Linked DNA regions of Homo sapiens: region 2 is linked to region 1. A link is an interaction called in ENCODE POLR2A ChIA-PET data of the cell type or tissue named here. Cell type or tissue: OCI-LY7. All regions are shown on one strand. Each heading gives the region's core, and the rest is flanking DNA. Links, peaks and the distances in the headings are about the cores only.

Region 1 (2,913 bases), core at 91-2,590:
GTTCAAGACCAGGCTGACCAACATGGTGAAACCCCGTCTCCACTAAAAATACAAAAATTAGCTGGGCATGGTGGTGGGCACCTGTAATCCCAGCTACTCAGGAGGCTGAGGCAGGAGAATCACTCGAACCCAGGAGGCAGAGGTTGCAGTGAGCCAAGATCACACCATTGCACTCCAGTCTGGGTGACAGAGCGAGACTCCGTCTCAAAAAAAAAAAGAACAGGAGATCAGAGAAATGAGAGATTCGTGTGCTCTAAAGTCACCTTTGAGGTCTCTCACCATTGACAAGTCTCTCCTCCTAGTTCCATTCTTGTACCTCCGATTCTTGCCCAAGGTGGTCCCTCTATTCTAAATAAGCAAATAACAGCTAGCATTTTTTGAGTGCTTACCATGTGCCAGGCACTGCCCTACGCACATTACACCTTTTTTTTTTTTTTTTTTTTTTTTTGAGTCGGAGTCTTGCTCTGTCACCCAGGCTGGAGTGCAGTGGCACGATCTTGGCCCACTGCAAGCTCCGCCTCCCGGGTTCATGCCATTCTCCTGCCTCAGCCTCCCGAGCAGCCGGGACTCCAGGCGCCCGCCACCACGCCCAGCTAATTTTTTGTATTTTTAGTAGAGACGGGGTTTCACTGTGTTAGCCAGGATGGTCTCGATCTCCTGACCTCAGCACATTACACATATTAACTCCAGTAATGGTCACCACCACTTATGAGGTAGGTGCTACCATCATCTACATGTTAACAGATAGGCAGGCTGAGGCACAGAGAGGTTAAGAAGCTTGTCCAAGGTCATACAACTGTGAGTGACTGAGGCACAAAGTTGGTTGTCACATCTCAATTTTTGTGCCTGCCCTTCTCCATGCTCAGACGATCTGTTACCTTGTCTCTGTCAGTTTCATATCCTTCCTTGAAACTTGGGCTAAACATTCATACCACTAAGGAGTCCATCTCAGATGAACACCTCCTCTCAGGTTATACTCCACACCACCTCTAACTGTACGTACTTAGGAAGCAGTAAAGCATTATTCCTGTAAAGTCAGACAGATACCCGACCTGACAATACTGACTGTATAACCCATGGCAAGTTATTTAATGAATCAACACCTATTCTTATTTTTATTGGTTCACATCTTTTAAATTTTATGTATCCAAGATTTATTGCATGACTTTTATGTGCTTGCTACTGGAAATGCGGAAATGAGATAGACACAGTCCCTGCCCTTGAGTCAGACACAGTCCCTGCCTGGCCCAGCAGCTAGTGGGAAACCTGAGCTCCTGCAGCCTCTTACTGAAGGGATCCATTCTGCATGCCTTCTTCGATTTCTGGAGGGACTTCTAAGGAATTTGGGGCAGTGGGCACAGTCCCAACCCACCTCATGGAGGCTGACTTCAGAAACTTGCCAATGGGCTGAGAATATGTCAAGACCGTGCATTAATTCTTGTATTAGGATATTTGTATTATAAGTGCTAGAGTGAAAATATGCTCTGAGAAGTGAGAATACACTTTGATGACCCCTTTGCCCATCCAATAGCAGGATATTTGTTTTGATTCAAATGGTGGTTTCTAAGCCAGAAGTGGGAACCTTCACTTCCTCTCCAGACTCAACTCCTAACATTCTTCTGGCATAAAAGAGGTACTCTTGGGGCCGGGCACGGTGGCTCACGCCTGTAGTCCTAGCACTTTGGGAGGGCAAGGCAGACAGATCACCTGAGGTCAAGAGTTTCAAGACTAGCCTAGCCAACATGGCAAAACCCCGTCTCTACTAAAAATACAAAAATTAGCCACACATGGTGGTGCATGCCTGTAGTCCCAGCTACTTGGGAGGCTAAGGCAGGAGAATTGCTTGAATCCAGGAGGCAGAGATCGCAGTGAGCCGAGATGGTGCCACTGCACTCCAGCCTGGGCGACACAGCGAGATTCTGTCTCAAAAAAAAAAAAAAAAAGGTACTCTTGGCCAGGCATGATGGCTCACACCTGTAATCCCAACAGTTTGGGAGGCCAAGGCGGGCAGATCACTTGAGGTCAGGAGTTTGAGACCAGCCTGACCAACATGGTGAAACCCAGTCTCTACTAAAAATACAAAAATTAGTCAGGCATAGTGGTGCATGCCTGTAATCCCAGCTACTCGGGAGGCTGAGGCAGGAGAATTGCTTGAACCTGGGAGGCAGAGGTTGCAGTAAGCCGAGATCGCACCACTGCACTCCAGCCTGGGCGACAGAGTGAGATTCTGTCTCAAAAAAAAAAAAAGAGGTACTCTTAAGATAATGACCCCCATTCAGGTGATCTGCAGCTATGGGACAACCCCCCCTTTCTAGAGCAGAGGCAGTTTTAAAGCAACTACTGAACAAATGGGTTGGGACTAGTGCTGGAGCTTTGGAGAGCAAGGGTCCCTCTAAGCCAGTCTCCTGGTCCATTCCCACGTGGCTCTATGTGACCTAATCCTCAGGGTCTGGTCTACTTCCTGACTGCAGCCAGGAATTTTTCTGGATTCACTCTAGTCGTTTCAGACAGAATTTTCTAGGAGTTTCCTTAGGTTCTTTCCCAAGGAAACGAAGCAAAGAGAGAAAACTTGAATACAAGTATCATAACTTCTGACTTTTTGTCTGTGTTGAGCTCATCTTCCTGGCTCCAGTGCAGCTGGTTACAAACAGGAAGCAGAAATGCCCAGAGAGGGGGAAAAAAGTGTGTGACCCTTTTATTACCTGTCTGAGGTTCTCCGAGGCTGAAGCCAGGTCATCACATCTATTCCCCAGCCTCGAGATGATTGACATTCTGCTGTGTCTTCGACACTTTCATCCAGCCTGTGGCTCACCACCCAAGGGGAAAGATACATAACTTCCTGATTTTCCAATTCCCATCCAACTTTCCATCGAAGGGATATCTCACCAATGCCCTTGGAAGGAGATTCCATGT
Region 2 (2,913 bases), core at 96-2,595, 92 kb after region 1:
TTTCATATGTTAGGCCTGAGGTTAGGATAAAAAAAGTAACTACACAGTTCACCTAACTATTAAGAGATGAAGCAGGAATTTGTATCCCACTGTGAACAACCCAAAGCCAGTTCGTGATCTTTTCAATGTGACATTGTCACAGGGTACACTTTGTCACGGTGTTAGCACATTTTGTCTTCTTTGGAGCAAGTTACAGTTCATAATAGAACTTTTGTTGTGGGGAGGCCTAATTTTCTAGGGAGGAAGAGGAGAAAATGTGAAGAGATTAAGGGGAGATACACCTGACAGGAGGAAAAACCAGTGGAGTATTTAGTGTGAACCTTTGCCGAGAAAAAGGTGGCATTGTTTTAAGTTTATACGTTTCAAAATATGAGGGCGTTTCCCCTTAACTAGGTGATTCCAAAGCCACCTAAAGGACAAAAAGGGAATGAGGGGCTCATTTTACATAAAAATATGGATGCAAAAATGCTAAACAGACAATTAGCTAACTGAAACCAATGAGTACACTAACTCACTGTCATCAGTAGGCTCTTGGAAACTTCTAACTTTAAGCAACATGATATACAGTAAACAGGTTTTTTAATAATGTTGTGTTACAAGGTCGATGAGAAAGGTCTACTGCAACATTTCACTTAAGGCTCCACTTTCCAAGAGCCTATCAGTGACGTTAAGTGAGAACTGTATTAAAAATATATGTGATCAAGTAGGGTTTGTCCCAAGAACAAAACAATCTTTCTGTGAGTCAATGTATTAAAAGACTAAAGGAAAAACCATTGCATTTGAAAAAGGTTTAACGCCTATTGTAAAACTTAATGCATTAAAATTAGAAGGAAATGATTAACTTGACTGAGGTTACAAATAGGTTAAGTGGTTGAGTTTTTAGTGTTTTAAGTCGATTAGTGATTAATTATTGGGGAGAGATAATCCTGGCACAACAAAAGAAGCCCTGGGTATCAGGAAACGGATTTCAGCCTCTTCTGGGTTTATATAGTGGAGATGTTGAACTCCATTGGAGTAATAGTATCTTGCAGTCACAAAGCATTTTACAATTTTCAAAACTTTTTCTCACTGGCTTCCTCCAGCCCAAAAAACACCGTTAGTTAAGAAAGAAAGCTAATTTTGAATAAAAGTTTTTGGTTTTTGGGGTTTTTTTGGCCTGTTTTTTCCCAAAAATGTAACAGTCACCATACTGTGTAACGCTGGGATACTGCGCCTACGCATTCTACATGAAGGTTGTCCCTCTAGAGTTGTATGACTTACAGTCTGCATGGCCAAATGGGTTACTTTGCAAACTTTGAACTTAAAAAGTATTGAGCATGCTGAAAAGTGTTAAATTTGCATTTTAAAAACAATTCCTAGCTGTAAAAGGAATGTGACCGTATTACTCTAAATTCAGAAGTAGCTTTTTGGATTGTTGAGACTGGAGACTGCACCTAGGAGACTCACATGTTGTGGACAATAGGAGGAAACCTTTTATTTATTTGTTTGTTTATTTATTTATTTTTTTTTCTTTGAGACCGAGTCTCGCTCTGTCCTCCAGGCTGGAATGCAGTGGAGCGATCTCGGCTCACTGCAAGCTCCGCCTCCCGGGTTCACGCCATTCTCCCGCCTCAGCCTCGCGAGTAGCTGGGACTACAGGCGCCCGCCACCACGCCCGGCTAATTTTTTAGTATTTTTAGTAGAGACGGGGTTTCACCGTGTTGGCCAGGATGGTCTCGATCCCCTGACCTTGTGATCCGCCCACCTCGGCCTCCCAAAGTGCTGGGATTACAGGCGTGAGCCACAGCGTCCGGCCCCAGGAGGAAACCTTTTATTTTTTAGCACAAGACCACTTCGGTCAAACTGGGCGCCCCTTTATTTTGTTGGGAAAAAATTATTGCTGTCTAGATTCTAGGAAGTGAAACTAATCGTTATACAGTTATATTGCCATGTTTTAAAATAACTACTATTTAAATGGTCTTAATTGTAGGTCTTTGAAACACTTTAGATGAAGAGATCACAGGCTGCTTAAGAGTGTTTCAACTAGGTATTGCAGTTTTCAGGTGCTTCTTAGGTGTTACTATTATTTGAATTGTGTATCTGTTCAGTTCTGTGCTAAGCAAGGCGATCTTCAGGGAGATTTCCCTTCCAGCTACCTTTGGTTGGAGTGTTCTAGGTCACAATAAAATGACTTAGAAAATGAACTACTCAAGAAACTAAATATTAGCTCCACTGAAAGAGTAAAAGTCGGTGCTGCTATCTCTTACACTGGGATAACATACAGCTGCTTGTCTTCCAAGGACTTGCTGCAGCTCTAGAGATTCTTAACAACCCCTCTTCCTTGAGTGACTACTGCTCTCTTACAGAGAAACTTGGTTCTATAAAATCAGAGACTATCAGAAACTTTACTGTTTGGAATTCTCTGAGTAAAAATGAACGTCACACTTTTGTCAGGAAGATCTAAGTCATTTTGACACAGAGAACTAGCTTTGATTTACAACTTCAGAGCTTTGGATAAGGGGTTGTTAAACACAAAACTCTGCATCTACCCTAACTTCTTTCCCAGGAAATAGGACCCTAGTTCCACTCTGCAGTCCAGACCTGATATTGATCCCTTTAACACAGTTCTGTGCTTATAGTCTATCAAGATACTGCTTCATTTATCTTAGTTCTACCCTTCTCCAAAATTCTGTAATTTTTTCTGTTACATGAGATGCTTCACACTTCTCTGATGTGCTTGTCCTTCATTGTATTCAGTCAATAAACCTAAATTTGTCAGGCTACAGGTTTGTCCCTAGCGATTGAGTTACACAGTTTGGAAGACACCACCGAGGTTTCCAAGACCATGGGACTCTACTCAGTAATTTCGCATCTGAGACCCCTTCAGTCTCACACATTAGAGGTTTCTCTGTCCCCAGTTGCATAGGTTTTACA

Evidence for each region. Peaks named below come from ENCODE experiments on the same cell type or tissue, not always from the same donor. Only the 100,000 strongest peaks of a DNase experiment are listed, where the experiment ranks them.
Region 2: POLR2A ChIA-PET joins it to region 1 with 11 read pairs; 7 of 35 experiments call an interaction of 5 or more read pairs at or near these places.

The regions. Positions count from the first base shown.
Region 1 is chr1:205,833,187-205,836,099 of GRCh38, reverse strand. All of the region lies in intron 10 of PM20D1 (peptidase M20 domain containing 1), which reads left to right. Among named protein-coding and RNA genes, the nearest start is that of PM20D1, 15 kb to the left of the region's middle. RefSeq lists an enhancer at 1,296-1,795. In OCI-LY7, for the core only: no CTCF peak of the experiment used is centred there; no DNase peak of the experiment used is centred there.
Region 2 is chr1:205,741,425-205,744,337 of GRCh38, reverse strand. The region is part of intron 1 of NUCKS1 (nuclear casein kinase and cyclin dependent kinase substrate 1); the gene reads left to right. Among named protein-coding and RNA genes, the nearest start is that of NUCKS1, 7.3 kb to the left of the region's middle. RefSeq lists enhancers at 992-1,594, 1,595-2,198. In OCI-LY7, for the core only: no CTCF peak of the experiment used is centred there; no DNase peak of the experiment used is centred there; H3K4me3 peaks cover 2,500 bases; H3K27ac peaks cover 2,500 bases.